Linked DNA regions of Homo sapiens: region 1 is linked to region 2. Evidence: read pairs that join two places in POLR2A ChIA-PET (ENCODE). Cell type or tissue: Panc1. All regions are shown on one strand. Each heading gives the region's core, and the rest is flanking DNA. Links, peaks and the distances in the headings are about the cores only. Region 1 overlaps MED13L (mediator complex subunit 13L). Region 2 holds the start of LINC02457 (long intergenic non-protein coding RNA 2457).

Region 1 (16,538 bases), core at 4,708-12,707, 480 kb after region 2:
CTGTTATATTGCTGCTTTTATAAACAAAATGTAAATCATGTAAGTTCTGCTTTCAAATAGTACTCCTGGTAATAAAAAAGCAGAAAAGTTTGATTCAGGGGGCTGATTTAAGAATTCATGTATATGTGGCTTTACTAGTAATATAAATTTCAAGTTTTAGAATGGTATCTTCAAGATATTTCTCTCTACCTTGTCTCACCACATCTCATCTTTCCCTTATAATTTGATGTGCCTTGCCTTCCATTATTCTATCTGCTTCTGAGTAATCAGCCTGTATGGGATATTTTAAAACAGGCACAGCTTATCTGAGAATCAAGATACAGAATCATCAGAATCATAGGACTGAAGGTGCCATTAAAGGCATCCTGCCCCTCATCCCTTCCAACACTCAAGTTTCCTTCATTACACTTTCAGGGATAGCCAAGATGGTACCTTTCTTGTAAGCCTGTTTATTCTTTAAATAACCCAGTTAGAAAGCTAGTCTTTATATTGAGTTGAAGTCTATTTTCTGCAGTGTCTTCATCAGTGGTACTTGGCTGGTGTGCCTGAGCCCTCTGGTATACTATGAAGTATTGACCAGTCTGTTGCCACATTTTGATCAATTTTTAAAATTTATATTTACCACTATTGGAGGAGGGCAATTACTATTCTAACAATAGTTTTAAAATACAGTGCTGAGTAAAATAGGTTTCATGGCATGGTGTACTTGAGTATAACCTGTGCACTGAAAAATTGTTTTTATCTCTCTCCTGAGTTGTCTCCTCTTGGCTAAATTTCTCCATTTCTTTCATTTGTCATGTTGGGTGGCTTTAAGTTCTTTTGGTCACTCTCCTTTGAATATGGTTTGTTTGTTTGTTTGTTTGTCTGTCTGTTTTGAGACAGAGTCTCGCTCTGTCGCCCAGGTCGGAGTGCAGTGGCACGATCTTGGCTCACTGCAATCTCCGGCTCTCGGGTTCAGGCGATTCTCCTGCCTCAGGCTCCTGAGTAGCTGGGACTACAGGTTCTTGCCACCACACCCAGCTAATTTTTGGTAGAGACGGGGTTTCACCGTGTTAGCCAGGATGGTCTTGATCTCCTGACCTTATGATCCACCCGCCTTGGCCTCCCAAAGTGCTGGGATTGCAGGCATGAGCCACCGCGCCCAGCCTTGCATATGTTTTACTTTATACAAAATTCTTTTCAACTATGGTATTCAGAATTAAACAGAACATTCCAGGCATGGTCCAGTTAGCACAGAGCTGTAGTAGAACAGATCTCTTCGGGCCTGTATTAGTCCATTTTCGCACTGCTATAAAGAACTACCTGAGACTTGGTAATTTATAAAGAAAATAGGTTTAATTGACTCATGGTTCAGCATGACAGAGGAGTCCTCAGGAGACTTACAATCGTGGTAGAAGGCAAAGGGGAAGCAAGGCACATCTTTCCACTGCAAAGCAGGGGAGAGACACACACATACTCATCAAACAGCCAGATCTCCTGAGAAGTAACTCTGTCATGAGAACAGCAAGAGGTATGTCCATCCCCAAGGTCCAGTCACCTTCTACCTGGCCCCTCCCTCAACACATGAGGATTACAATTCGAGATGAGATTTGGGTGGGGACACAGAGCTAAACCATACCTGTTCCCTTGTTTTTAATTACTGATTTTAGCATTTTCTGCCCCAGCCTGTCTGATGTATGGAGCACGTGTTCATTAGTAACACTGGCTCCCTACACCTATAGTTTTTAGGGGAAATGGGCTTGAGAAGCACTTTCCCATGGGGTTCTCATTACTATCCCTCCCGTACTAATTCTGTAGATTGTCTACATCTAGGTCAATTGATGCATCATACAAGTACTTTTGCTTGATTTGCCAATCACATGTAGTTGCCTCCTGTTATCAGTTAAAATCCCCTTTCATTTTTTTTTTTTTTTTGAGGACTCCTAAACATATACAAGCTATAGTGGAATTTTAAGCCAACTCTATATGCTGTATACTATTCCACTGTGTGACTATATCCTAATTTATTTATCCATTGTAGAATGGATTGATGGGAGTTTGAGTAGTTTCCAGTTCTGATACGAGTTTAAAAATCAGGAAATAAGTCCGTCTGAGTCATTCAGTGGGAAAGTGGTAGATCTGATGGAATCTTTTATTTTTTGAGTAAATGACCTGGCTGATCCAAAGAAAGGCAATGACTACTGAATTCCACTTTCATTAGCATTATGAAAGGAGAACCTTAAAGTGGAAATCTCTGAATTTCATGTAAAATAGATTGTGTGATTATTTCATTTATTGTTAGTTACTATTCAGGTTGTGATATTAATCAGATTTTGTAGTTGTGATTACTAATTAGGAAATCCTGTATTCAAATGATAATTTGATTCAAATAGTATCTTATAACTTCATTATTTGTTTTCAGTGAATTTTCTTACTAAGTGAATTCTAACTTTTTAAAAGGAGAAAATATGAATGGATTAGTTTGATTCAGCTAATAAATTCATTAAACTGCCGTTGGAAGTGTGTTTATGCATGAGGTTGAACGGAAAGCTTCTGTTACTAAAATGAACAAAAATTAAGGAAAAAAACACCACAATTTTCTTTTTTCTCTTTACCTATTGTTGGGAGACATATCACTGAGAGCTATGCATCGTGTACTAGCTTACAGAAAACGTTGTGGCATTTGTTTTCTCCCATCCCCCTTAAAAGAAGCTGACGGCAGTAGGGCACTGGTTGAGCCATGTCGCTTTCTGTGCGTCTGCAGTCTCTCACACTCACACCTAGGTGCTCTCACTCACCCTACTGCCTTTAAATACCATCTGTAAGGGATATCTCCAAAATGGTGGTATCTCGCCCCGACCTCTTTCCTCAGTTCCATACTAACTAATGTGTCTTACCGCCTTCATGGTGTCTCTGCTTGAGTGTCATGTCAGCCCTGTTTCTAAAATACATCTTGAACTCATGCTTTTTTCATCTCCACTGCTACCCCCTCATATAAACCAAGCTTTTCTCTCACTTGGGCTGCCATCATAGCCTTCTAGCTGTCATCTCTGCCTCTCCTTTTAACTCCTTCATAATGAATTGCACCTAAAGTGATCTCAAAATATAAATGAGACCATGGTAATTTCCTTGCCTTAAATCCTCTAGGGGCTTATCAGTGTATTTAGAATTATGAGATTTATGTTAGGGATAGAGGAGTTGGGATCATGAGCAATGCAGATGGTTGAAGGCCATACTGTGTTTTGATGAAAGAAAAAGAAAACCTGCCTCTGGTGTAGCTCTATGGCATGGGAAGAGTATGGAAGACAAGTATTTGCTGATAATAGCATTCTACCAAATAAGCGTTAGCTCCAATTTTATTTCTCTTTTGCTGGGAAACTGGGGCCTTCTTTGAGTACTAGTGAGTAAGACATTTTGCAACAGTGCTGAGTATGAAAGGCCCTGGTCTCTGAAAGGCTAATGCCAAATGTTGGAAGGCCTTTAAAGAAGATGCCAAGCCACAGTGAGTGCCAGCTGCTAGCTCTGAAATAGTGATGTGAAAAGGTAGATTTCTTTTGTGCTATATTTGTGCTAAGCAGTGCCTTTAAAAATATAACTAGAATCATTACGGTGAATAGACACAGAAAATAATTTTATGTTATACAGTAGTTGTATACTAGCTTCCTTTAAATAAATATTATAGCTTTATCAGTTTTTTAGATAGAATTGGAGTGTGGGGGGAAGAATACGAACATGGGTCCTTCCCTTCTCTTTTTCCTGCCTCATCTCATTAGAGAAGTATTTAAGGTAGCTTTCATATAGTAAATTTAACGAGGCGGGAAAAAAAAATAGATGAGGAAATACGGATAGAGGAAAAAATAAGGATGGATGGAAAATGCAATAGTAGATTATGGGGAAATAACGTTCTATAAGAAAGGCTGCATACCTAGCTAGCACCAGTACTCGTTAGCAGGTTCTCCTTTTTTTTTTTTTTTTTTTTTTTTTTTGGCCTTTTGACCGCATAGGTAAAGTCCTGCTTGCTGCTGTTGACCTGATGAAGGGCAGCATGTTGGAACTTCCATCTGTTTTACACTCTTTTGGCGGGTCATTTCTCCCACTGTGAGCCAGGCTTGAGAATCTAGGCAGATGTCAGAGGTCTGTCCCTATGTTTCTTTCAAGCTGGCAAGAATTCCACCATGACTGCCACTTGCTCCCCCATGGGTGTCAGAATCTGTCATAATGGTTGGATGTTTTTGTAAAACATAAACATTCCTGATTTTAAGGTGTACAATGAGACACATTTTGTAATTTGGGAAGGTACACCATTTCAGTTTAGCAATAGGGAGCTATGGAGTTAGGCAGGGAGTCAATAGAATATGTGCAGTCTTGGCAGTATTTCAGTGTCAGTTGATCCTTGATTGTTCACAGTGATATATAATGCCTTAGTATTTAATGAGAAAAACAGTAGAAAAATTTATGTGGTTCCTCATCATCCCCCATGTCTTATACCTTGCTTGTCCCTATCTTTAAAGTAACCTCCAAAACGGATGAAAGGTTTTATATTTAAAAAAAAAAAAAAGAATTCCAAGCATGTCTTAAAGTAAGCAATAAAAATACTTTGGTGGTTACAGTTTACCTAATATAAATTCCACTTTAATCTGTGTGTTCTGTCAGACACACTCCCCATTGAATTCTCAAAGTGCTGTCCAGAGACTGTGACTAGATAATCTGGCTAGTTTAGTAACCTCAGGAGAGATTTTAGTAAGATGACTTTCATAATCCTCAAATCTTACGTATGTTGGCTTCTGGTTTTTCAAGCACGCATCACTGACTAGAGCAGCTCTTATATCTATTTTGGCATCTTGAAAATTATATTAGTTTTTACTACCGGAGTGGGACCCCTCAGCCTCTTCGACTCTTTGAATTAAGGACATACTGAGTCACGGCCTCTTCACTATCACTTGCTCTTAATAAGTGATGTACCCAGGGAGAATTAAGTCCCGTAGGCCAGTAGAACACCATTTTTTCATTAACACAAAGTGTGCTGCTTCTCTGATACCACTACGGTGCTGGGAATGGTATCCTACAGTCTGGAAGAATTTATAACGCACTACCCAAGTGTCAAACTTACTGCCAGAGAACAACTTAGAATTGAGGATAGAAGGGTAGAAAACAGCGACCATGGGGCTTGCTAACTTTGCTCTTATACAGATTGAGTATCCCATATCTGAAATGCTTGGGATCAGAACGTTTTGGATTTCAGATTTCATCGGATTTCAGAATATCTGAATATACAAAATGAGTTATCTTGGGGATGGAACCCAAGTCTAAATGTGCAATTCATTTGTTTCATATATACCTTGTACATACAGCCTGAAGGTTATTTTATACAATATTTTAAAAATATTTTTGTGCATAAAACAAAGTTTTGACTGCATTTTGACTGTAACCTGTCACATGAGGTCATGTGTGGAGTTTTCTCCTTGTGGTGTCATGTAGGCACTCAAAAATTTTGGATTTTGGAACATTTCTGATTTTTGGATTAGGGATGCTCAATATGTGTTTATGTAGGTATAGGTGTAGGTAAAATGTTCCATGAGGCGCTTTTGTATTGTAATAATGTACTTGGTAACTTTTTCTCAGGAGGGTGATTATTCATAGAACTGTAATGGTGATTTAGTAGTAATATACAAGTACTATGCCTCATTTTAGAAAATTATGTGCAATTAACTTTCCTGGACGTTTTCATTGCCTTGTAATCAGGTTTAACTTATAGTTGAAAGAGAAGATATATGAAATAGTAAGAGTACCTCAGAGCCTCACAAAATAATTTAATCAAGTCTCATTATGTGGATACTATAATGCCACTGTCTTTTGAAAAGGAGGTAAAAGTTAAGGCCTGTCCGATAAAAGAAAACTCAGTATACCTGCAAGCAAAGGACCTCAACATAGTCTTTGTGAGTGGTGCCAAAGTAAACTACATTTTTAAGGAGAGTAAGTGGTAAAGTAATATTAGCAAAATATTCCCAAATAAGGATCTATATATTGAGGCAAATTGCTTCTGGCAAGAGGCTTGATTAATGGCAACTTTGAAAATTTTAATAGATAAGTTCATACCACAGAAAGCATTTAGATACAATTATCCGAATGCATTTTGCATTGAGAATCTGTTATCAAAACACTTTTACACCATGAAAAGGAGTGTATTAATATTCATAATACGTTTTGAAAGCACATGTAATAGTTGCATTCTAAAACTCAACGTGAGAAGTAAAAATATCTTTTTAGAGGATTTAGAATATTGTAAGAGAATAAAATGATCTGGAGCACTAGTTTCTTCTTTTGCATTTATACAAGTCCTTTCCCAACTACCCCAGTTGTAACCCACACCAACCCCTTGTGTTTCTTAAGTAAAAAGTCTTAAAAGATATTTTTTAAATAGCTAGACACATATTATTTTCTCCTATTGATGATTAAACTTCTTTCAGCTTTAAAAATCTTCACTGTGTATATCAGTTGTTCTTGTTCTTCTCATGATGAAACTTTCTAAAGAAAAGTAATTTAATCTTTGGTTATGACTGAAACTGCATTCATCTATCTGGTGAATATTAGGTTTTGTGTGCCATGCAGTATGCTAGTTGCTGGGGTTACAGAAGGCAGGGGACAGACATGGTTTCTACCCTCATGGAGCTCACATTATGGTGAGGGAGACCATCAAAATAAATGAAATATTAATAGTTGTAAATTATGACAAGCCCTGTGAAGGAAGCAAATTGGGCAATGGAGGCATTGGACATATAAATTAAAATAGTGAGAGATGAAGTTGGAAGGATAGAGTGAAAACAAATTTCTTTCCCTATTAGAACATAGTTTTTGGCTGGGTATGGTGGCTCAGGTCTGTAATCCCAGCACTTTGGGAGGCTGAGGTGGGTGGGTCCTTCGAGACGATCCTGGGCAACGTAGCAAAACCCCGTCTCTACCAAAAATGTAAAAATTAGCTGGGTGTGGTGGCGTGTGCTTGGGGTCCCAGCTACTCGGGAGGCGTAGGTGGGAGAATCGCTGGATCTTGGGAGGTCGAGGCTGCAGTGAGTCATGATCGCGCCACTGCATTCCAGCCTGAGTGACAGAACGAGACCCTGTCTCTAAATAAATTAATTAATTAATTAATAAGAATATAGTTTTAGTGTTACTTACTGGACCTTGAGAATATAGAATTTTAGCCATTACAAAATATATTATATAGCTTAAGTGAGTTATATGATACCTTATAAATGATAGGAAAATGTATCCTGCTACCTCTTGCCTTGCTCCATGAGTTGCAACCATTCTTTATAGAAATTGTAAAGATTGCATAGTTTACAAACAGTATAAGATACAGCATTATAATTATATATTGAGGGATTTATTATTGTTGTTTTTAGTGATTTGGTATTAAAGCACAAAATTTTGGCTGACGTGTCCTACCAGAATTTTTCCCCCTTTATATTTCTGCCTCTTTTAAAGTCTTTGGGCTCTTGCTGTGCATGCCAGTGAGTACCATAGTTTCACGCTTGTATATTTTTGTTCCTTTTGAAGGTTTTTATGTAGTTTGCTCAGGAAACTGTAAAATACCCAAGCGCTATCTGCTCTTATTTATGTATACATCCCTAAATCTAGCACAGTGTCTGGCACAAAGATAGGTGCGCTTAGTGAATGTTTGTTCAGTGAGTTTCTCTGCTTTTTGTTTTGTTTTGTTTTGTTTTTGTTTTTGAGACAGTCTCGCTTTTTCGTTCAGGCTGGAGTGCAGTGGCGCGATCTCGGCTCACTGCAACCTCCGCCTCCCAGGTTCAAGTGATTCTTCTGCCTCAGCCTCCCGAGTATCTGGGATTACAGCCTGTGCCACCACGCCTGGCTAATTTTTGTATTTTTAGTAGAGACAGGGTTACACCATGTTGGCCAGGCTGGTCTTGAACTCCCAACCTCAGGTGATCTACCCACCTTGGCCTCCCAAAGTGCTGGGATTACAGGTGTGACCCAGCCTGAGTTTCTCTGTTAGTATGGGTGCCCAGTGAGAGGTGAGTACTGTTGGTAGCAGAGAAGAAAGAGATCTCCGTGGGAAGAGGTAATATGAGAAGACTATGGAGAAAGTGGAACGGATGTCGGACTGCTATGCTAGTCACCTTTCTAGCCCAGAGAATATAGGCTACCTTAGGCTACAAAGAGAGTCAACACTGTATTATTCTCCATAGCTATCAGGAATATGCCTCATGCAGGCTCCCTTCAGAAGAATGCGTAGAGAGATTGTTCTCAAGGCTAATGATGTGTATCTCCTGGTGTATGCCTCGCTGGACTATCAGAGCTTTACATTTGTGTTCTTCCGCACCTCATGACTCAGAATTCTAGGCTTTATTTATTTCTGAGTCTTCTAGTAAAATGCCAGAAAATTTTAGGGGAATGTTATAATGTATCAGAAACTCTAATGTAGCATCTACCTATGGCAAGCACCATACTAAGTACTGGGGTCCAAAATGATAGGTAAAATATGATTCCTGTCCTCACAAAATTTAGTAAGATGGGCTAAACATAAACTTATAAAAATCGAAGTGCTGTGATTGAGGTATACACAGAGATGTGTAGGAGCATTTTAGTCTATTCTGGGGCTTTAAAGGTAATTTCATGGAAAATATAAATAGGGGTTAGATGAACAATAGGAGAAGTTTATTCTAAGCAAAACATCAACGCAAGCAGAACCATAGAGATATGAACCAGAGTGGCACTCACAGAGAGCGTTCAGTCTTGAAGTAGTTTGACTGTTTGAGTGAGGCTGGAGAAGTAGCTCATGGAGTGATTGTATACGAGTGCTAATATTGAATGTTTCCTTTTTACAGTAATTGCCAGGAGGGAATAGGTTTATGTTGTGTTTAGCTATTCAGTACTTAAGCAGTAGATGGGCTTTCTCTAACACAGTTTCCTGTTATATGTATATAAAAGGAATATATGTACACACATACACACACACACACACTCATGATTCATACTTTAGAGAACCAAAAATATGTTATTTAAAATCCTGATATCTAGGGAAGCTCCAAGGTGACGTGTAGGAGTGAGGATCTTGTACTACTCACAAACTGACATGACCATATTTACCCAGAGGTACTTTGAAACAATATATTTTGATGGTCTTTTTTTTACTTTAATTCTGGAAGAAATAGATCTTTGAAGCTTGGAATAAAGAGTTAGAAACATCTGGAGAAATATTTGGAGACATACTTGTAACACTTGTGAAATATGAAAATAAGGCACCCAGTGAAAAGGGTTTTTAACTTGAATAAACTTCCCTAAGTCATGTAATGCACTTGAATTAAGAAGTTTTTATAGTTTTTATTTTGAAAATAGTTTAATAATTTTTATAGTGGTTTCCTGTCTTTATCAGTAGTGTTTGTGTAGGGCACTTAAAATGATGTTCTTGTGAACGAATTTCAGGTATAAGCCCAGGTGTTTATTAGTCAGAAATATTCTAGCATTTGTTTTACTTAGTTTTATTCCTCAAAATTTACACATTGATTTTTAAAAATAAAAAAGGTGGCAAGTGTAAAGCTGTGGAACAAACCCCTCTATAAAGTCCTTAAGATGAACGCTTTCCAGTGCTATAATTATATTCTTGAATGTGTTTTTTTTTAAAAAAACAAAACCCAATCAAACTCATACACCACAGTCCTAAGTAGATCCCAGAAACCTTTTTTCTACCCCATCATCTTCTCCCTCTCTTCCTCTTCTTCACTTCCTTCTCCCCGCCACCCTTTCCTATATTCTTCTCCCTCTCTGCTCTACCATCATTTCCTCTCCCATCCGTCTTCTTTTCCTTTCTCCTTGTCTCCTCTCCTCCTTCCTGTCACTCTCAGCCTCATCTCCCTTTGTTTCCAGTATCTATAGAAAGAACATAATGTAGAGAGAGACTTATAGTTTGCAAATTGTTTTTAGGTGCACAGAACCTCTGAGCACTGTGGTTAGTGTATCAGTGTGATGAGTGCTATTGGAAAAAAAATAGGGAAGAGACCCATGGCGGTTGTAACTTTAAATTTTGTCAGGAAGAACAGTCTTGATGAGGTGCTGGCATTTAAGGAAAACTTGTAAGAAGTAAAGAGAGGAGCCATGTCGGTATCTGAAAGGAAGAAAATTCTAGGCACAGGGAACAGTAATTTCAAATTGTGATTGTTTGAATAATAGCTTATTAGGCTGGAATGCAGAGAAGAAAGGGGAGAGAGCAATAGGCAATTTGGTTAGAAGGGTAACTGGGGCTGGGTGTTGGGGATTACTGGGCCATTGGAGGGTTGATTTCTGAGTTTCCTGTTCTGTTCCATTGGCCTCTTTGTCCTTGAGTCATTATTATCCTGTTATAATTACCATGGTTTAATTATAAATAGTGATACTAGCAGGTTGTCTCTCACTTGTTTTTTTCTTTAAAATTGGGTTGGCTATTCTTGACTCTGTGTTCTATATGAATTTTAGAATCAGCTTGTCAAAAACTTGGGCTATTGATTAGAATTACATGGAATTTTTAGATCATTTTGGGAAATTATAATCTTTATGGTATTTATTATATCCAGGAATATATGATACATCTTTTAAAAGACTTCATATATTCTTTTATATTCTTCAAACAGACTCATCTATAAATTTCTCCATAGAAACCTAAGCTGTCTTTTATTGGTTTATTTTCTGGGTACCTTACAGTTTTTATTGCTATTGCTAATGGGATATATTTTTCCCCATTTTATTTTCTAAGTTTTTTGTAGGAGTACAACTATTGTTGAACTTGTATCTACCAACCTTATCTACATGCTTGATCTCTTTTGTTAGTTCTCTTAGTCTATGTATTGTCTACATAGGAAATCCAAGAAAATTATATCCATCTGCAAATAAAGATAGCATCACCACTTTCTTTCTTTTTTTCTTTCTCTCTTTCTTTCCTTCCTTCCTTCCTTCCTTCCTTCCTTCCTTCCTTCCTTCTTTTCTTTTCTTTTCTTTTCTTTTCTTTTCTTTTCTTTTCTTTTCTTTTCTTTTCTTTTCTTTTCTTTTCTTTTCTTTTCTTTTTTCTTTTCTCCCGTCCCGTCCCGTCCCGTCCCCCCTCCCCTCCCCTCCCCTCCCCTCCTTCTCTTCTCTTCTCTCTTCTTTTTTTGGACAGAGTCTCGCTCTGTTGCCCAGGCTGGAGTGCAGTGGCCCAATCTCAGCTTCTTGCAAGCTCCACCTCCTGTGTTCACACCATTCTTCTGCCTCAGCCTCCTGAGTAGCTGGGACCACAGGCGCCCGCCACCATGCCAGGCTAATTTTTGTGTGTGTGTGTTTGTGTTTTTAGTAAAGACTGGGTTTCACTGTGTTAGCCAGGATGGTCTCAATCTCCTGACCTCGTGATCCGCCCGCCTCTGCCTCCCAAAGTGCTTGGATTACAGGCATGAGCCACTGCACCCGGCCCCTTTCTAATTTTTATACCACCTTTTTTCTTTTCTTGTCTTATTGCATTGACTTGGATATCTAGGGCAGTGTTGTGTAGAAAAGCAGTTATCTTTGTTTTGCTCCATTTTTTAAAAGGGATTCTTCTAAAGTTTTGACATGAAGCAAGACAATTGCTTTATCTGTTTTGGTCAGTTCCTTTTGATTCCTAGAGTTCCCTAAGAGTTTTAAAAATAATTATTATTGAACTTTTTTCTGAAATTTAACATATGCTTCTTTCCTAGGTATTGAGATAGATTCTTTGATTTTTCTCATTCATCTGTTAATGCATTGTATTAGTTTCATAGATTTGCTGATGTTAATTCATCACATCATTTGTTGAAGCAGTTTGAATAAGAGAAATGGGTTGAGCCTTGAAAATTTGGTAAAACCTAAGATGGTATTGAAGTGGGTGGATGGGTTTTTTTAGTTACTGTTTTCAAATTCTTTTATTTTTATAGAAAATTACTTATTTCATATATATCAGATTTATCGGCATAAAGTTACTGTATTTATAGTGTTCTTATTGTTAAAAGTGTTCCTTCTTTGTTTGTAGTTATTTCCTCTATGTTTGTTCCCAGGATTGTTTGAGCACTTACCTTCCTGCACATACATCTTTCATCCCTCTCCTTAAATCAGTCATACCTAGTATTTTTGTCATCTGTTAGTCTGCTCAAAAAAGAAGTTTTATCTTGTTAATCCTTTCTGTTGCTTTTTCCTATTTTATTAATAATACATATTTTTGTTATTATTTTCTTCCTTCCGTTTTATTGTGTTTACTCCTTGCTTTCTTCATTTAAGACTTTTAGGCCTATAAGGATATAAATTACTTGTAAGTACTGTTTCTGGTAGATTTTGACATGTATTACTTTTGTTGTCATTCAGTTTTAAATATTTTGTGATTTCCATTGTGATTTCTTCTGTAACCCATGATTTATTAGGAACTACACGTTTAAGTTTTCAAACAAAAGGATTTTATTTTAACCTTTAAAAAAAAAACTGTTGATTTCTAACTAAATTGCACTGTTGTTAAAGAATATGTAGACTGACTTTGGGAGGCAAAGGTGGGTGGATCACCTGAGGTCGGAAATTTGAGACCACCTAGCCAAAATGGTGAATCCCCGTCTCTACGAAAAATACAAAAATTAGCTGGGCGTAGCGGCGCACATCTGTAATCCCAGCTACTTAGGAGGCTGAGGCATGAGAATCACCTGAACTGGGAGGTGGAGGTTGCAGTGAGCAGAGATCATGCCACTGCACTGCAGCCTGGGTGACAGAGTGAGATTCCATCTGAAAAACAAACAAACAAACAAACAAACAAAAAACCCAAAAAGAGTATGTAGACTGTATATCATCATTTCTTTGAAATGATGTCTTGTGTCTTGTTATGTATTCAATTTTTGTAGCTCTTCCATGTATTCATGGAAAGAGGATACGTTCTTTCTTTGTGGAAAGCCATGGTATACACTAGAAAACATGTTAAAATATTTATTAATTTTAGATTTGTCAGTTTCTTCTTATTCAAATTTTTTCTGTGTATATTTCTGAGCTGTATTGCATACCAGTGTGGCTGTGTACATGTTCATGATTGATTACTTTTCTTCTTGAGTTTCTCTTTATATATTTATTGATGAACTTAAGTTTTAAAATATTTCGTTGTTTTATTTGTTGTTATTCCTGTACCAGGTTTTTTCTTGTTAGAATTCATCTGGCATATGATTTTCTACATTTTTTTAACTTTTGGTGTAATTTTACTTTGCATGCCTTTTGTGCAATACGTAGATGGGTTTACTTTAATTATTTTAGCTACTCTGGTAATCTTTGTCTTTTCAGTAGGTTTAATTACACTAGTTTTTTTCATTTGCACAGTGATAGAGCCACCATTGCCTTTTAAAAATGTCTTTAAAAATGGCAGACTCTCCATACCTTTGCACTTATAAGTTTCAATTTTTTTAATGGTTTTTTACCACTTTCCTTTTTCTTATGATTTAAACCTCAGTTTAAATGCTTCCCTCCCCCCCCTTTTTTTTTTTTCAGAGAAGCTTTTCTCTGACCAATCCCTTTTTAGAATAGACCCCAACTCCCATTATTTTCTTAGTTCCTTATTTATTTCTTTTATAATACTTAGAAAAGTTTTATCTCATTTCTATGTAGATTATTTACTGATGATACTAGTATTAATGTCTCCATTTTTTATCATTTTATTTATATGTTAGTTACTTGATATTAGTTGGTAGAGGATGAAGAAAAGGGTAGCATGGTCAAGAGGAGGTGCTTCAGCGTTGGGTTACCTGAAGCAAATTGAGGAAGACATAAAGATTATTCGTGATGGAAGAGAGTATGTATAGGAGTACCTTCACAGAGAGAAAGTAATCTCTAGGGAAGGGTGAATTAAGTTTAACTACAGAGATTTTTAAGGTGAGAAAGAGGTTAAACAAAGAATTACTTGAATCAGACCTGATTCACTGAGTAAAGAGTGGAGAATAAACAGAGTTGAGAAGGCGTGGAATACTTGTCAAGTGGTGTGCCCCTAAGAGAACAGGGGTGAAGCTCCAATTTTCCTTTGACCTTGCCATGTTTTTGGTTCTGTGTATTCATTTGATAGTATCTTCTGGCCTATAGCAGTTAGGGAGATAGTAGAACTGATGCCGGGACTAGTTTAAGTTACATTGTGTCTGATTTATGTTGATGTTGAATAGGGGTGAAGGCAGCATTGATCTAAGGTAGAAAATCTTGGATGTACTAAACACTATGTTAAGAAGAAGGACCAGGTTTTTATTCCAACTGTGCTCTGAACTTGCTGTGTAACTTTGGGCTCAATCTTGCCTTCCCCCCGAATCAGAAAGAGGTTGACCTTAATAATCTCCAAAGTCTTAAAATTTTTAATGAAAGTATATGAAATAAATGGGGTGAGTAAAGGTTCAGGTAAAAAAGAGTAATAAGTGACAAGAAGCAAGAACATGGTATAGAGCTTGTAATAAAGATTTACCTCCCACTTCTCATGTAACACTGTATACCCTAACATATCTATAATTGTATTCATAGAACCCCTTATCTTCAATGTTCATTCTCAAATCTGATCTCATTTTAACAAATTAAAATTTAAGTTGATACAGTTAATATAAATGAACATTCCCACTTATGTACGAGCCAGCTAGTAGAAAGAACATTGAATTTTAAGGCCAATTCCAGTCGTGCATTTAGAAGTGTTATTGGGCACACTAAAGTCTTTTTAGCCCTATTGGTTCATCTGTGAAATGAAGGAGGGTGGACTTTGTATGAAAACACCGGAATTTTACTTGCAGGCACATTTCTAGATCAGAGAAATATGATAGTTGTTGTGTGTCCATATTTTATCAAGACATTTGACATAATCTTTTTGATTATTCTCTTTAGAGTAGAATGAGTGAGTGACAACTCATTGTTGAATTTGTAACTTGGAGTTATCTGATGAGATGGCACAGGATTCTGTTCTCAGTGCGGTTTTTATTTCACCATTTTTAGCATTGCTTTGGATAAAGATATTGATGGCTTGCTAAGCAAGTAACTTGTATGTTGGATTACAAAATCAGGGTCTCAGCAGGCTTTGACTTAAGCACCAAATATGACACATGGAAGCACCGCGGATTTCTCTAGAGCACTCCTCTGGTTGGGCCAACAAGCAGCGCTGCATAAGGATAGGAGGCAAGGGCTTCCTCAGATCTTGCCTTCACATTGCTTTCTGTGTGACACATGATCCCACATTTCAACAAGTATAAAAGAATATTGTGAATTCTCTCTTTCCCCTTTAGTCATGCCGTTTCATTCCCCGAGGGAACCAAAATTATTAGGGATTGTTTGTTTGTTTGTTTGTTTGTTTTGAGACAGAGTCTCTCTGTCACCCCGGCTGGAGTTCAGTGGCATGATCTGGGCTGTCTGCCACCTCAACCTCAAAGGCTCAAGCTGTCCTCCTACCTCAGCCACCCGAGTAGCTGGGACTACAGGCAGTGCCACCACACCCAGCTAATTTTTGTATTTTTTGTAGAGATGTGGTTTTGGCCATGTTGCACAGGTTAGTCCTGAACTCCTGAGCTCAGCGATCTGCCCAACTCTGCCTCCCAAAGTGCTAGGATTACAGGCGTGAGCCACCTTGCCCAGCTGTTATTAGGTTTTTTAAATGATCTGTTCAGAAAAATGTTATGCCACATGCAAATTGTAAGCAAATTGTGTGTGGAAATATTTTTCTCCCCACTTTCACATTTTATACAGCTGGGTGTATATTACTCATATTGTTTTGTACCTTTTTCCTTTTTTCTCATAATAGTCCTTGTTGGAGGTGTTTCCGTATCAGTGTGATCATTTCCTTTTACATGGCTGCAGGGCATTACTTTGTGGCTTACATACCATAGTTTAGTTAACAGGTCCACTACTGATGGACATTTTAGTGTTTTTCAGACTTTATTACAAGCAGTGCTATAATCTGTACTCTATACCATAGTTTTATATATGGGATAAATTCTTAGAAGTGCTGTTGCTAGGTCACAGGGGGATTCAACTTTCTAGTGTCAGTGCTGTCATTCCTGTCCTTGTTTTACATGATCTTAGAAAAAATAGAATTTAATAGTTGGGATTTAGGCATTATCAAATCCAGTGATTCTCAAAGTGTGGTCTTTGAGCCAGGAGCAGCAGCAGCAGCAGCATCACATGGGAACTTGTTAAAAATGCAGATTTATGGGGCCCACCCTAAACCTCCTGAATCAGAGCCTCAGGGGCCCAGCAGTCTGCACTAACAGGTGCTTTTACATCTATGGAAACTGATCAGAGTGATGAAATAACTTGCCAAAAATATATAGTTACTGGTGGCTTCTGTTATATTTCCACTATAACTTCTATTTTTCTTGTTTTCAGTGCCTCTTTTAAAAGGACATTTTGTTTTTTAAGTTATCAATATAAAAGATCCTTGATTCGATTTTAATCTTTTTTATTTATGCTTCTCAACTGTCTGTGTTTTGGGACATAGCAAATTCAAATGAATACTATTTTGAAATTTTTATAACAATTCCTTAGACTTTCTAAAACCAATCCTTAAATTAACTGCCTGTTATTTTGCATATACGAGTCTTCCGATG
Region 2 (16,538 bases), core at 4,955-12,954:
CTGTAATCCCAGCACTTTGGGAGGCTGAGGCAGGTGGATTACTTGAGCCCAGGAGTTTGAAACCAGCCTGGGCAACGTGACAAGATCCCGTCTCTACAAAAAGTACAAACATTAGCTGGACATGGTGGTGCATGCCTGTAGTCCCAGGTACTCGGGAAGCTGAGGTGGGAGGATCGCTTGAGCCCGGGAAGTGGAGGCTGCAGTGAGCTGAGATCATGCCACTGCATTCCAGCCTGGGGGACAGAGCAAAACCCTGTCTCAACAAAAACAAAACAAACAAACAAAAAAAGTCAAAGAAAGAGTGAGCTCTTTCAAGACAGGGACTGCATTTTTTAAAAAAAACTCTTGTATCCATAGTACCCCAAACTGCCAACAATCAATAGCAGTATGTTGCCAAAAAGTAATGCCAAATGCATCTCAAATCATCTCAATTTATACTTCTGGCTACTTACAAGCTGAGTGATCTTGAGAGAGTGACAATTACCTTGGCATGCCTCGATTTCCTCATCTGGAAGATGGGCTTAACAAAATCTCTTTCTCAACATTGTCGACACAATCAAATGAGATCAAGGGTGTGAACTCGCCTAGCATAGTCCTGGGCTCTGCACGGGTGCACAGCCAAGGTCAGCTCAGTCTGATGGTGGACTTGCGTTTGGTTTTGTCTTCCTGGAGACCAGAGGCTATTTTCTCAGTTCTTTGGGAAGTGGGGAAATGGGGGTGAGATTTTTGCTTGTTATTATTATTTTTTATTTTTATTTTTATTTTTGAGATGGAGTCTCACTCCGTTGCCCAGGCTGGAGTGCAGTGGTGCAATGTTGGCTCACTGCAACCTCCACCTCCTGGGTTCAGGCAATTCTCCTGCCTCAGCCTCTCGAGTAGCTGGGATTACAGGCATGCGCCACCATACCTGGCTATTTTTTTTGTATTTTTAGTAGAGGTAAGGTTTCACCATGTTGGCCAGGCTGGTCTCAAACTCCTGACCTCAGGTGATCCTCCCACCTCAGCCTCCCAAAGTGCTGGGATCACAGGTGTGAAGCACCATGCCCTGCCTGTTATTATTATTTTTTAAATTAAAAGTTAGATTGAACAGAAAATTGCCTTTTCTGAGACATTTCATCTGACAGGGTCTATGTTTGAGCTCACATCTTATCAAGATAATCAGAATGCCCCATGGTGTCTGGACTGCATCTCTGACCCAGTTAGTGTTCTTTCTAGCGTCTTCTGTGTTACAGACTGGTTTGGAAGAGCTCAAGTTCCCAAAATGCTCCTGTGGCCCTCAGACCTTCCTTCCCTGGGGGACCAGCCCCTAGAAACCTGCAGACTCCATCCCTGGGGTGGCAGCGAGTCACCCTGGGAGAACCTGCATCGGATTTCACCGCTGACAAATTGACCAAAGTGGGTCTGTGTGCACCTTTGCAGGCCCCTCTGATAGCCCTGATCTCTGCACTACCTCTATGAAGACAGCATTGTCTCCCCTCCATTGTCACACATGGAGACCGGGCGGGGTGGGTGGAGGAAGATCTGGACGCTCAGGTCCTTGGCCACCTGCCCTGCCGCATGCCAGGGTGTGATGATCCAGGATTGGAGAATGCCTGCCTTGTCTTGCCAGAGACTGCTTCACCGCTCTCTCGCTCACACATTTGCTCGGAAGATGCCTGCGTCTGTGAGGGCTGGTGAAGACCTGGAACAGCCTTTGAAGGTATCCAGCCAACTGAATTTAATTAAACTGCAGTTCCAGAAGCCAGCAGCATTTTCTTAAGAAAGCAATACAACTTCTAAAAGTCCCCCGATGCTCCCGTGCCGCCCATTTCCTGTGCTTCAGACTACGTCATAAAACTGTCCATGGGGCAGTTTCCTTTGATGATGGATCCAGTTGACAAGTTTTTTTTTTTTTTAGCAAGCATCACAGCCTCTTCTTTCTTAAGTGAGGAATGCCACATTTGTTCTTGCTTCCCCAAGCTGAAGTTATGGGACCTTGATCTTTTCTATGTGGTTTCTTGGATGGCTCATCTTGGAGAGTCACGCTTTCACCAGCCCGAGATCAGGGTAGCATCACAGCAGGAGCCAAATGTTGATTGCATTACTGCACTAAGTAAGATAAAGTGGTGGCCGAGGAATACTTCTGCTTCCAAACATGCCTTTCAGTCATTCAGTCTGCAATTATTGAACCCTTAATACGTGCTAGGGGCTAGGGATAGAATGGTGAACAGGACACCGTAGCTACAATCTTTACCATGTTTTCTATGATCAAGGGAGAGATAGATAATAAATACATAAGCAAATTAAGACATAAAACAGTTACAGATTGTTATACGTGCTAAAAAGAAACAGATGGCTAGAGAATAGTGGAGGGATATTCTTAGATAAAGTCAAAGAAGATCTCTCTGAGAAAGTGACATTCAAGATGAGAGCTGAAGGATGAGACGGAGCCAGCCCTGGGAACAGCCAGGGCTAGAATCTTCCAAGGCAGGAGGAACAGCAAGTGCAAAGGCCCTGGGGAGGGGAAAGCTTGGCAAGCGCTAGGAACTGACAGAAGGTCAGGGTTGCTGGAGTGTAATGAACAAGAAAGGCAGTGGCAAGAGAGAGGAGAGACAGAGAGGCATGGAGGGGTCCCTGCTGAGCCACAGAGATCGCTATGAAGAGTGTGGATTTTGGCCAGGTGCGGTGGCTCATGCCTGTAATCCCAGCGCTTTGGGAGGCCGAGGTGGACAGATCACTTGAGGTCAGGAGTTCGAGACCATCCTGGCCAACTTGGTGAAACCCCGTCTCTAGTATAAATCAAAAAATTAGCTTGGCGCGGTGGTGGTGACCTGTAATCCCAGGTACTTGGGAGGCTGAGGCAGGAGAATTGCTTGAACCTGGGAGGCAGACGTGGCAGGGAGCCGAGATGCCACTGTACTCCAGCCTGGGCAACAGAGTGAAACTCCATCTCAAAATAAATAAATAAATAAATAAGAGTGTGGATTTTACTCTAGGTCGGGGGGAAGGGGAACTGAAATTCACATAGGAACCACCTATGAATCACCTCCACCTATGAAGCTGTGGAATGAATAAATGATTTAGAAATAGTCTTCCATTTGCAAGCTTAGGCATCCAAGTCTTCGGCAATTGCATCCCTCTCTGATCCCCCTCCAGGACTCCTTACCTCTGTCACCCCGTGGGGCTTTTTGCATATATGCCTGTAAATGGTTATCAGAAGACCCTGGCTGAGGTCCTCTAGAGCTGCTGCACTGCCTAACTCCAGGGCGGTAGCAGTGGTCTCACTGTGTTCTCTGTCAGTGACACTCTTTGGCATGCAACATAGACTTGGATGAAATGGTGCTTCCTAGACCTGTGCAATTGGGGGTCCTGGCCTGCCTCTGATGCTCACTAATACATGACCTGAGCAAGTTGCGAGCTGCCTCTGGGTCTCTGTTTTATGGTGTATGAAAAGAGACCCTGCCACACCTACCTCCCAGGGTTGTTGAGCACTTCCAAAGAAGAATATCTCACTGCGGCCCTCGGATGTGCTTCAGGCATCAGCAGACACCCTGACATTTCATTAAAAAAGTGAGAGGTGTGTATGTGTGTGTGTGTTTGCTATGCAAGTGCATTTTCTACAAAAGAGAGGATCCAGGCCAGGTGTGGGGGCTCACGCATGTAATTCTAACACTTTGGGAGGCTGAGGCAGGAGGATCACTTGAGCCTAGGAGTTCAAGGCTAGCAGTCAGCCAAGGTGGCACCACTGCACTCCAGCCTGGGTGACAGAGCAGGACTCTGATTTTGTTTGCAGGGAGAAGAAGGTGCAAGAGAGGGGGAGGTGGGGGAGAGAGAGAGAGACAGAGAGAGAATCCAAGACTGTCTCCTCAGTTTCTCAAAGAGATCCATGATCCACCCAAGCTGAAAAGGTATTAAACACCTGGTAGTTGGAACTGCCTTGGCTCTTGAAGTTGCTCTCTTGCTCTGAAATCTGGTTCAACATTTGCATGTAGATGTTTTGTTTCCTCTCCGAAGTCTGTAAGCCGCTTTGCTTGGTGGGAGGGGGCTGCCTGCATTGGCATTGACTCTTGCCTCCCCACGTCACACCATGCTGACGCCTGGCTCCCATAAACCTGCCAAGCAGCAATCTGTCAGCCCAGGGCCAAGTCCTCCCCACTGTCCAAATTGGAGGACCCCAAGGCCCTTCCTGCTGCACCAATGGCCAAGAGTGGATGGAATGAGCGAAATCATTGTGTACTATCAGTGAGCTGGCGATTGCCTTACTCCTGCAAGGTAATAAGATGCCTTAACCCAGTTAAGAAGCTTCTGCAGGTTACCCCCAAGGAGCCATCGCTAATGCTGGAGATTGCTGGCACCATGGTAGGCCAAGGAGGAAGATGTTTCTGTTTTCAGGGAGAAGAAGATGCAAGTGCTTTTAACCTCCTCCCACCCACGCAAGGTTGACCCTGAATGGTTTATGTGTCTGTGTTACACACACATCCAGCATAGCACCCAGCACATTACAGGCACTTAACAAAAGTAGTAAATAAATAATGGTCCTTTCCAGCTCATATGCCCACCACACCCTCCAGAGATTGTAATGCAGTACACTCACCTCTCATCTAGCCGAATCTTAACTGCTTCCCCCACCTCTTCCTGACAAGTAATAAAGTTAATAATACCTTGTGTGGCTGTTGTATCTTTCTTCGCAAGAACTCCAAACACTTGGCTTCATCCTCATTTCTGAATTAGATTGAAAAGGGCTGGGGGTAAGAGGAAATCCTACTGACCCACACCCACTCCCACCTAATCGATGTTATTTCAGGGAAACTGAGGCCTAGTTAGGACAGGAAATTCTTCGTCCAGATCTGCAAGTCACAGGCAGGTGGGACTGCGAAAAAAGACCTCCCCTGCCCTATTCCCAGTCCTGAATTTAATCTGTCCTGAAACAATTGAAATCTTTTTTTGGCCCGGAGGCCAGGCAGATCTAATTCTGCTAATGTCTGATAGTCCTGCAGTTCTTGAGGTTTGGGAAAACCCCCTTGCTTGGGAAGCTACCCACGGGAAGAAGAGGTCTCTAACAGTATACAGCCAGAGACTGAGAGCTTACCTGCCACCTGGGACCACAGGGAGTGCAAATGAAGTTCCTGCCACACTCTCCAGGGGATATGAATCAGGGATTCAGGGTGGGCTTGGATCTACATGACAAGCTTTGACTTGCCTACCTTCCTGGGCTTCCAGAACAAAGCCTGTGGTGGTGAAAGGCTATATACAATGAAAGAGAGAGAGAAAAAAAAAAAGCATGCCCTGGGAAACCACCTGGCCTGCTCCTGGTTCCCATTAGCTGACTAACTCAAGGAGAAAGTGAGTTAGGAGTTTTTGGGCCTCTGTTGTTTCATCAATTAAATGGGTTTAATATTAATTGCCCTGTGTGCCCCGAGAGGTGATCAGGAGCATGAAGCAAAATAACAGATGGGAAAGTGCTTTGAAAAAATATCAGGTACTCTATTGAGATAACATTGTCGTGAACTTGGCAATGCAGGCTAGGCTGTCTGAGGATCACCTGCAGAACTTCAAAGCTGAAGGGGAACTCGGGGCTCAGAGGGGCCATCATTTTCTGGAAGAGGCCAGAAGAAGGGAAGTGGGTGTGGCAGGCTGAAAAATATCCCCCCTCACCCCAAAGATATCCCAATCAAATCCCTAGAACCTGTGAATGTTATCTGGATCAAGGGTCTTTGCAGACATGATTAGATCAATTTTCTTGAGATGAGGGGATCTCCCTGGATAACCCAAGTAGGCCCTAAATGCAATCACTCATATCCTTACAAATTAGACATGCAGAGAATGGACACACAGAGAAGCAGGGAAAGCAATGTGAAGACAGATGCAGAGATTGGAGTGATGAGTCCACAAGCCAAGGAACACCCAGAACTACCAAATTGGGAGGGGGCAAATGAGGATCTTCCCCTAGAACCCTCACGTTGGTTTCAGGCTTCTGGGCTCCAGAACTGTCAGCGAATACATGTCTGTTTTTCTAAGCCACCACTTTGTGGAAATTGATTACAGCAGCATTTGGAAACTGACACCATGTGAGGTGTGCAAATTCCCACTCTGTGTTGGTAGCAGAGCTGGGCATCCTGGCTCCTCGTCCACCGTGCGTCACGTCGCCGCTCCGCCTGGCATCTGCAGGAGAGGTTAGGAAACACAGTCATCTCCAAAGCTCAGGGACAAGGGAAGATGGCAGTGGCCACTGAACCAGCTGCTTTTGGTAGCATGGGAGGAGAGGCAAAAGGGGACATTGCACATCAAGTGCTGCCTCTCACGAACCAGCCGATGCTGGAACTCACAAACTGTCCCACAGAACAAGCCTGGGATAAAGATCTAGTGTCCTGGGCCGGGCGCCGTGGCTCACACCTGTAATCCCAGCACTCTGGGAGGCTGAGGTGGGCGGATCATGAGGTCAGGAGATCGAAACCATCCTGGCTAACATGGTGAAACCCCGTCTCTACTAAAAATACAAAAAAATTAGCCGGGCATGGTGGCGGGTGCCTGCAGTCCCAGCTACTTGGGAGGCTGAGGCAGGAGAATGGCGTGAACCTGGGAGGCGGAGCTTGCAGTGGGCCGAGATCGCGCCACTGCACTCCAGCCTGGGCGACAGAGCAAGACTCCATCTCAAAAAAAAAAAAAAAAAAAAAAAAGAAATAGTGTCCTCTGCCAAAAGAGGAATAGGTCTCAGCTCCAAATTAGATACCTGGAGGTACAACTCTGTGTTTCCTTCATGCGATGAGCTGGCTCCCACGCTCCTGGGGCCTTCCACTGCAGCGCAGACCTCCCCTGGGAGAGCTGCATGGACACATGTTTTCGGAGAATGGAGACTTGGTGCTGATCTTCTGCGTGTTGTAGAGACGATGGTTTGCTGTCAGTTCCTGCCTGCCATCCAGCAAAAAAGGCTCTGATGGCTGAGTAGCTGATTGTTCTCCAAAAGGCCCATGAGAAAAGCTGCATGTTCAGAACTCCAAAGATTGATTTCTGACCCAGAGTGAATTTTCATGGAGTTATCAGAAACGAGCGCCTTGTGACTTTCAGTTCCCCAGTTAGCCAGCTGCTGATGAGGGAACTCCCTGCTGAATGTCTGGCATCTTCCAGCTTTAGTTCCCAGTTGTATCCTCACACTACAGAGAGAGAGAGAGAGAAACAGCTAGTTCTCTTTTTGTTCTTTTTTTTTTTTTTTTTGAGACAGGGTCTCTCTCTGTCACCCAGGCTGGAGTGCAGTGGCACGTTCTCGGCTCACTGCAACCTCTGCCTCCCAGGCTCAAGCAATTCTCGCTCGTGCCTTTCTGCCTCCAGAGTAGCTGAGATTACAGGTGCTCACCACCTCGCCCGGCTAATTTTTGTATTTTCAGTAGAGACAGGGTTTCACCACATTGGGTGGGCTGGTCTCGAACTCCTGGCCTCAAGTGATCCACCAGCCTTGGCCTCCCAAAGTGCTGGGATTACAGATGTGAGCCACCGCACCTGGCCAAAAAAAAAATTTAGTGTATGTATATTCAGCGTGTCTTTATTTGAATAGGTAATATATGTATATGTGGAAAAATTTCAAGCATTGCAAGAAAGTGTACAGTGAAAATAAATAAGATAAAAAAGAGCATACATCTCCTTCACTGTCTGACTCTAGGCCCCCTGAGTTCCTTCACTAGAAGAAACCACCATCACTTGCCTCTTGGATAAGCTTCCAGAAGAATTTGATGCTATAAAACATGTAATGTAAGTGCATATCCCCTTTTGTTTAACAAATGATAGCATCTTCTACATGCTGTTATGCCTCTTTGTTCTTTCTGTTTGTTAATATCTTTTGGAGACCATTTCAGAGGAGTGCAGAGAGAGCTTTCGTTTGATCTGGGCTGCATAGCATTCCAGCATATAGACGTACCATGATTTATTTAACCTGTTCTATGAGCCACTTTTATAGGGTGCTGTACATTTCCTTGTGACACAAAGGAAAGCCTACACAAGCTTTTGGAATCACACCAGTCAACGATTCAGCTAGGTACTGGAAATAAAACTGAGAACAAATATAAAGTGAGTCGAATGAAATCATGACATAATTGCAACATAATCAGCATTTGCTGAGTACCTAGTGTGGATCAGGGGCTGTCTAGGTGCTATATCATTTAACTTGAATGGCAATCCTGTGGGGAGTAGTTAACACCCATGTTTTGCTACTGAGGCTTGGACAGTTTCAGCAATTCAGCCAAGAACCAAACCTAGCATGCAAGTCCTCTGACCCCAAGTCTGAAACTCTTCCTTGTGTCAGCACGCTGCCTCCTCTAGTGCCTAATCCTTGAGTCTCACTGGGATTTAAACACAGTGTGCTAGGGCTGAAAAATGGGCAGCTCAGTTGTAGACCAGGGTGCTAATGATAACCAATCTCCTCTCCATTACAGCCCTGTCTAGATTCTTCATCCATGCAACATATACTCATTGAGTGCCTCTCATGTGCCTAGCACTGTGCTTATGCATGGGATTGAGATCAACAAGATATGCAAGATTTCTGTCCCTGTGCAATGGGGTTGAATGGTGACCCAATGCCCCCCTCCGCCACTAACTTACATACACATCTGAACACCTGGCACCTGTGAATGTGACCTCTTTTGGAAATAGGGTCTTTGCAATATAATTAAGGATCCTGAGGTGAGATCATTGTATTTGTCTGTTGTGACACTGCTATAAAGAACTGCCCAAGACTGGGTAATTCATAACGAAAAGAGGTTTAATTGACTCACAGTTCTGCGTGGCTGCGGAGGCCTCGGGAAACTTACAATCGTGGTGGAAGGGGAAGCAGGCACGTCTTACATGGCAGCAGGTGAGAGAGAGTACATAAAGGAGGAACTGTCAAACACTTATATAACCATCAGATCTTGTCAGAACTCACTCACTATCACGAGAACAGCATAAGGGAAACCACCCCTATGACCCAATCACCTGCCACCAGGTCCCTCCCTCAACACGTGGGGATTAAGGGGATTATAGTTTAAGATGAGATTTTTGCAGGGACACAGAGCCAAACCATATCAATCACCCTGGATCCCTAAATCCAATGACAAGTGCCTTTTATGAGAAAAAGATAGAGAGAGATTTGACACACCCATGTGAAGATGCAGTCAGGGATTGGAGAGAAGGAGCCACAAGCCAAGGAACATCTTGGGGCCACCAGTGGCTGGAAGAGGCAAGGAAGGATCTTCACCAAGAGCCTTCACAGGGAGCATGACCCAGCTAACTCCTTGACTTTGCACTTCTGGCCCCCAGAACTATGACAAAATAAATGTCTGTTTTTTTAAGCCACCTAGTTTGTGTTCATTTGTCATGGCAGCCTAAGGAAATGAATATACCCTGTAAAGGGATCATTTTTCTTTTCTTTTTTTGAGACAGAGTCTCACTCTGTCACCCAGGCTGGAGTGTGGTGGTGCGATCTCGGCTCACTGTAACCTCTGCCTCCCAGGTTCAAGTGATTCCCATGCCTCAGCCTCCCACGTAGCTGGGATTACAGGCATGTGCCATGACACCTGGCTAGTTTTTGTATTTTTAGTAGAGACAGGGTTTCACCATGTTGGCCAGACTGGTCTAGAACTCCTGACCTCAAGTGATCCACCCGTCTCGGCCTCCCAGTGTGCTGGGATTACAGGTATGCACTACCACGCCTGGCCTGGGATCATTATTTGAATGAAGAAAAGCGTTGGTTGCAAGATGACCCAGGTAGTGCATATGAAAATTCACTGGAGCAGACCCTCTTGTGCTGTCAGAATGATACAGGCTAGTTTCTTGCAGAAGACACTGAAACAAATACAGTGGAATCCTAAAACCCCAAACTTCCAGCTGTTTTAAAAAACAGGCAGCCGGCAAGTCAGCAGGATAATTAGACAGGCAGACCGTTAACTTGCTCCAGTCATCACCATGGAGTGTCATCAGCCCAGGTTTTTTCATTAATGTCCAAGAACTCCTGGATCCCTCTGTCTTCAACAAACACGTACAGTGTGTGTGCTCTTTGGGGGGCCCTATGCTGGGCTCTGAAGGGGGTACGACACAGCCCCAACCCTATGGGGCTCAGGATCTGGTCGGGGAGGAGTAATGTCAGCCCTGGTGGTTAGAGGTAGTGCTGACATTCACCAGGATGCACTGATACAGCGACACAGTTCCAATGGTGGAATACTTCTGTCTGTGGCACTTGGTAAATAGCTGCCTCCCTGAACCCCTAAGTGCCATCCTGCCACCTTGGCTATGCCAGCCCCCACCACCCTTCCTAAGACGCCAGGGACCTCTGCACCATTCAGCAACTAAAAGGATAATGGTGCCCTGGTACAGCAGGGAGGGGACCTCCAGGATCCTGCTTCTGTGCTGTAGCCAAGATCCATTCTGACTGATCAAATGCCCTTGTTGTACTGAGTGACACATTGATGTAGTTTGGCTGTGTCCCCACCCAAACCTCATCTTGAATTATAGCTCCCACAATTCCCATGTGTTGTGGAAGGGACCCGGTGGGAGTTAATTGAATCATGGGAGTGGATCTTTCCCATGCTGTTCTCATGATAGTGAATAAGCCTCATGAGATCTGATGGTTTTATAAAGAGGATTTTCCCTGCACAAGTTCTCTTCTCTTGTCTGCCACCATGTGAGACATGCCTTTCACCTTCCACCGTGATTATGAGGCCTCCCCAGCCATACGGAATTGCGAGTCCATTAAACCTCTTTCTTGGCCAGGTGTGGTGGCTCATGCCTGTAATCCCAGCACTTCAGGAGGCTGATGCAGGTGGATCACGAGGTCATGAGATCGAGACCAGCCTGGCTAACATGGTGAAACCCCATCTCTACTGAAAAATACAAAATATTAGACAGGTGTGGTGGCATGCACCTGTAGTCCCAGCTACTCGGGAGGCTGAGGCAGGAGAAAGGCAGGGGAATTGCTTGGACCCAGGAGGCAGAGGTTGCAGTGAGCCAAGATCGCACTATTGCACTCCAGCCTAGGCAACAGAGCGAGACTCTGTCTAAAAAAAAAAAAAAAAAACCTCTTTCTTTTGTAAATTCCTCAGTCTCAAGTATGTCTTTATCAGCAGCATGAGAACTGACTAATACTAATACACACATATTTTGAGGATCATCACTGATTGGACCTCAATGCTGAGGGGCTGGCTTTGAATCTGTGTCTTTCATCTATATAACTCTAGCTAGTCATCTGAAATTGCAAGCCTTAGGCACAAAAACATGAGTGAGGGTGGGCCCATCTACCCACATCACTCCTCCCTGCCTTAAACATAGCCTCAAAGACATCACTGGTCCCTGCAAACGGCCCCAAAAGGGTCTAGGGAGAGACCTGGGGGATCCAGACCAGCACACACAATGGTCAGGACCACCTCTGCAAGCTGCCAAATCTCAAAGAAAGGCCAAAAGCCAAGACTAGTCTGAAAACCCCACAGTATGCGTGCCCTGCTGAAAGTCAAGGGTCTGAAGCCTGGAGGCAAGGAGGCAGGGAGGGCCAGATCCTGGGGTCCAAATAAGGCCAGTTCCAGATAAGCCAGAGGTTAACCCTCAAATGCCAGCAGGGGCCAGACAGGTAAGTACATTAATGAAGTGGCTAGCCCAAGCCTGATACTGGGACAGCCTTAGCACACTTCCCAAAGCCATGTCTGTAATTTTCAATGGGATGAAGGCAATTTTTGTAGGGGCGGCTTCAGGCCCTTGGGCGTGTCAGGGAATTGGCTGCAGGTGCCGTAGAAGTGTGTTTCTATCATCCTTCTTTACCTTTCTCTGCAAGGTCAAGGGGCCAAACATGAAACCTTTCAGAGTCATTCCGAAGGGTTTTTTGAGAATCAAAGCTACCTAAGCGAGGTCCAGAGAGCAAGCCCTTTCCACAGGGGGTAAGAGGAGGCACCCCCGGGTCATTGGCATTGTTATTATTACAGAGGGTGATGAAGGATGGTGGGTCCTTGAGAGAATAAACTTTCCTAATCGTTCCTGAAACCAAAGATGGAGTGCACTGTATTGCATTATTTAACAATTGCATTGATTCATTCTGAATATTTCTGCAGACCTATTATGTGCAGGTTATTAAGGGGCTATGATGGGGAACAAATCAGAAGTGGATTCTGCCCAGCCTGGCCAACATGGTGAAACCCCGTCTCTACTAAAAATACAAAAATTAGCCAGGTGTCGTGGTGTGCACCTGTAATCCCAGCTCCTTGGGAGGCTGAGGCATGAGAATCACTTGAACCCGGAGGCAGAGGTTGCAGTGAGCCTGGATCACGCCACTGCATTCCAGCCTGAGTGACAGAGCAAGACTCTGTCTCAAAAAAAAAAAAATAATAAATAAATAAAAAGAAAAGGAAAAGAAGTGGTCTTTGTTCTTGCAGCACGTACAGTCAACTGAGCACCTACTATGTGCCAGGCCCCTTGCAAAAATGATGTCAAGTACCCCCATATCACCATGAATTTTAGTTATTGAGGGCCTGTGCTATACCAGGGATGGTCAAGGTTAAGGATATCCGTGCAAATAATAATGGCGGCAACATGAACTGATGTCTTGCTAAGTGTCATGCATGCACTGACTGTGAGTGTTATTGTAGTTAAGTTCCCAGTAACCTCTGGGAACTAAACATAGTCCAGATGAGGAAACCGAGGCACAGAGAGGTTGCGACTCCTCCCACTAGTAAGTGGCAGAGATGGGGCTTGAACTTGCCCTGATTCTAGAGCAGACACTATTAATTATGCTGCCTGCTTAGTAATTCTCAAAACGTCCCTATAAGTAGTCATGCTTAGCCCCAATTTGCAGATTAGAAACTGAGGCTCTGGAAGGTTTTTCTTGTGACGGCAACCCAGGGCGGGGACCAGAGTGAAGCCTCGGCTCAGCTGCTAAAGTTAAAGGGATACCAAAAACCCAGTAATCAAGATAAACAGTATTTAATGCAACATTTTAAAACTCACAAATTGATGCAAAATATCCACAATGAACAAGACATGAAAACTTTAAAGAAAGACAGGATCCCACCTTGTACACGAAAGTCTTCACCTGACTTGCCTCACTCTAACCCCAGTCCTGTCTTTAATTTTTTCAGTTTGTTCATCATTGATTTTGTTGGCAGTAATTTTCAGTTTTTAACAATATTGTATTAAAATTTTATTTATTTATTTATTTATTTGTTTATTTGTTTATTTTTTAGAAATGAGGTCTCACTATGTTTCCCAGGCTGTCTCAAACTCCTGGACTCAAGCCATCCTCCTACCTCGGCCTCCCAAAGTGCTGGGATTACAGGCGTGAGCTGCCACTTCCTGCCATTATTTATCTTGATTATGGACATTTTTTGTTTGCCGTTACATCTTGCACCTTGGCAAGTGCCTCACTGATCTTATCCTAGTATGGATTCTGCAGCATTAACTTCTCACAGCTATTTCATTTATTATTACTATTGTGTTTTTTGGAGACAGGGTCTTGGCTCTGGCACCCAGGCAGGAGTGCAGTGCTGCGATCATAGCTTACGGCAGCCTCTAACTCCTTGGCTCAAGTGATCCTCCTGCCTCAGCCTCACAAGTAGCTAAGACTACAAGTGTGCACCACCCCATCCGGTTTTTATTTATTTTATTTTATTATTATTAATTTTTTTTGTAGAGAGAGAGAGTCTCACTATATTGTCCAGGATGGTCTTGAACTCCTGGTCTCAAGCAATCCTCCCACCTCAGCCTCCCAAAGTGTTGGGACTACAGGGGTGAGCCAGGAGTCAGGCCCCATAGCTGTCGGGTGTTCACCCTGTACCACTCTTTCAGGTCTTCGTTGTGTCTTATCCTCCCAACAGCCCTAGGAGGCAAGGTTATCTTCCCTAAAGGTCCTGTTTTATAGAGGAGGACACGAGACAGCGGCTCAGAGTGGTGGAGAGCTTTACTTAAAATCATACAGCAGAGGGGAGGACAGTTGAACCCAGCCAGGCTTCCTGGAAGGAGGGAGGGAACTTCCCCGCGCTGGGAACAGCCCAAGCGTGGGTGGGGGACTGATGATCGCCCAGGCGTCTCCAGAATTCCTGCAGGGGGTGGGGAGGGGGGACCTGGTGACCTCTGAGTTCCCAACAACCCTCGATTCCAGTTTTCTACGATTCCATTGCTTCTTATGAAGCTGGTGACTTGGAGCCTGCCCCAGTCCCTGGGCCCCAGCCTGGACCCGGGGAGCCCCGGGGCGGGAATCAGCGGGGACCCTGCACGTCCCAGGGCAGGGGGAACGGGGAAGGTGTCCCCGCCAGCCTGGTGCGCGGAGCCTGGCTCCTCGGCGCGCCTGAGCAGCGGCCCTGGGAGGGAGAGGCGTCGCGTTGCAAGAAAGCTGTTGGTAATAAGCGGAATTGGGTTTTAATGGGGTTCGCACAGATAGAACAGAAATCAAATTAGGGCCTAATTGGCATGCAGGAGGCAGCCAGAGCCGCGGCGGCGCGGCGGGCCCGCTGGGGCCGAGCAGCGCAGCAGCCCCCCGACGCCGCGTCCCGCCTGCGGGAGGCCTGGGCGCGCTGGGACCCTCTCCGGCGGCGACGCCCAGCCCCTGCACGGCCCCGCCCCTGCGTTTCGCCCTGGAGAACCGAGGCGCAGCCTGGGGACCAGCATCCCACTACAGCCCCGCCCGGGCAGCCTGGGAGGGGCCCTTTGACCTTGACCCCGCTCCTTGAAAACGCTGGAGCCGCTGAGAGCTTGCAGAGCTTGGCGTTGGCTTGGTTTGATTTATTTTGATTTTCCCTATTGATGGCAAAGGAAAAAAAAAAAAAAAAGAATGTAGGGGAGGTGGCACAGGGAAATAAAGTGGGACAGAAGAGGAGAAAGAGTATTGGCAAAAGGAAAAGGAACCGAACACCCAGTGCGTAATAATGAGAGCGATAACAGCAATGTTGGGTGCCGACCCTGGGCCAGGTCCTGAGCTGGCAGGTTGCAGGGATTTACAGCATGACTCCTGTGAGGTTTGATACTCCTCTTTTCATCTCACACGTGACGAACTGGAAGCACAGACGTTTAGTTGTTTCCTGAGGGTCACTCAGCAAGCAAACTGTGGTGCTCACGTTGCAACCCAAGGCTGGGGACTCCAAGGGTAATACGTGTATCTGTTTCTGCCACAAGCAGGTAAAAGTTTTTTTTAATTATTTTTTGTTTTATTTTTATGTTATTTTTTTGAGACAGTGTCTCACTCTGTCGCCCAGGCTGGAGTGCAGTGGGACGATCTCAGCTCACTGCAACCTCCGCCTCTCGGGTTCAAGCAATTCTCGTGCCTCAGCCTCCCGAGTTGGGACTACAGTCACGTGCCACCACGCCCAGCTAATTTTTGTATTTTTAGTAGAGATGGGGTTTCATCATGTTGGCTAAGCTAGTCTCGAACTGCTGACCTCAAGTGATCTGCCCACTTCGGCCTCCCAAAGCGCTGGGATTACAGGCATGAACTACCACGCTTGGCCCTATTTTTAATTTATTTTTATTAGGGACGAGGTTTCGCTATGTTGCCCAGGCTGGACTCGAACTCCTGGGCTTAAGCCATCCGCCTGCCTCGCCCTCCCAAAATGCTAGGGTTACAGGCATGAACCACCACAGCTGACCTTTTTTTTTTGTTTCTTACCTACTTTTTTTTTTTTTTTTTTGAGACAGAGTCTTGCTCTATCGCCCAGGCTGGAGTGCAGTGGCGCGATCTCGGCTCACTGCAACCTCCTAAGCAATTCTCTGCCTCAGCCTCCGGAGTAGCTGGGATTACAGGCACGTGCCACCACGCCCGGCTAATTTTTTTTATTTTTAATAGAGACGGGGTTTCACCATCTTGGCCAGGCTGGTCTTGAACTCCTGACCTCGTGATCCACCCGCCTCGGCCTCCCAAAGTGCTAGGATTACAGGCGTGAGCCACCGCACCCGGCCTTTTTCTTATCTACTTTTAAGAGCACTTACAAGATTCTCATAGACTGATGGTGCCTTGGTTTTATTGTTAACAATTCGAAAAGTTTTGAGATGGCATTTCTTTCCAAGATTTTACAATTCAGACTTTTGCTGTATCAGACGAATTTTATTTTACATCTGCCCTCTTTCCCTGTAGTGTCCTTGGAAGTCTTACAACTCCACAGACCACGTACTTCCTGGGCCAAAGAGCACTCCTAGTCTTTGGGGGGATAGAAACTGAGAGAAGCAAAGAGAGACCTCCACCATTCCAAGGTGGGTGAGCCGAGCAGCAGTAGTGATGCCAGGCAGGCGAGCCCCAAAGTGCAGCTTAGCGCCTGGGTTCTTGGCTTTGCCCAGGAAAGAATTCAAGGGCAAGCCAGAGGTAGAAGGAAAACGGCTTTATTGAAGAGGCCGTGTTACAGCTCCGTGACCGCTCCCGCAGAGCAGGGCTACCCCATAGACAGAGAGTAGCAGCTCAGGGCAGTTTTGCAGTCGTATTTATACCTACTTTAAATTGCATGCAGATTAAGGGGCGGTTCATGCAGAAACTTCTCGGGAAGGGGTAGTAATCATTGGGTCGTTGCCATGGAAAGGGGCGGTAACGCCCAGGTGTTGCCATGGCAATGGTAAATTGACGTGGCACACCGGTG

The links. ChIA-PET counts read pairs that join two places held together with the same protein. Peaks named below come from ENCODE experiments on the same cell type or tissue, not always from the same donor. Only the 100,000 strongest peaks of a DNase experiment are listed, where the experiment ranks them.
Region 1: POLR2A ChIA-PET joins it to region 2 with 14 read pairs; 3 of 35 experiments call an interaction of 5 or more read pairs at or near these places.

Annotation. Positions count from the first base shown.
Region 1 is chr12:116,026,172-116,042,709 of GRCh38, reverse strand. All of the region lies in intron 4 of MED13L (mediator complex subunit 13L), which reads left to right. Among named protein-coding and RNA genes, the nearest start is that of MIR620, 110 kb to the left of the region's middle. In Panc1, for the core only: no CTCF peak of the experiment used is centred there; no DNase peak of the experiment used is centred there; H3K27ac peaks cover 5,444 bases.
Region 2 is chr12:116,506,421-116,522,958 of GRCh38, reverse strand. It overlaps LINC02457 (long intergenic non-protein coding RNA 2457), which reads right to left and starts at 7,130. Exons shown (of 3, transcript XR_001749339.3): 1 at 6,710-7,130; 2 at 5,069-6,141; 3 at 1,045-4,701. It overlaps LOC105370008 (a long non-coding RNA gene), which reads left to right and starts at 14,543. Exons shown (of 3, transcript XR_945395.3): 1 at 14,543-15,093; 2 at 16,046-16,161. RefSeq lists enhancers at 3,589-4,089, 4,090-4,590 and a silencer at 14,389-14,518. In Panc1, for the core only: no CTCF peak of the experiment used is centred there; no DNase peak of the experiment used is centred there; H3K27ac peaks cover 5,326 bases.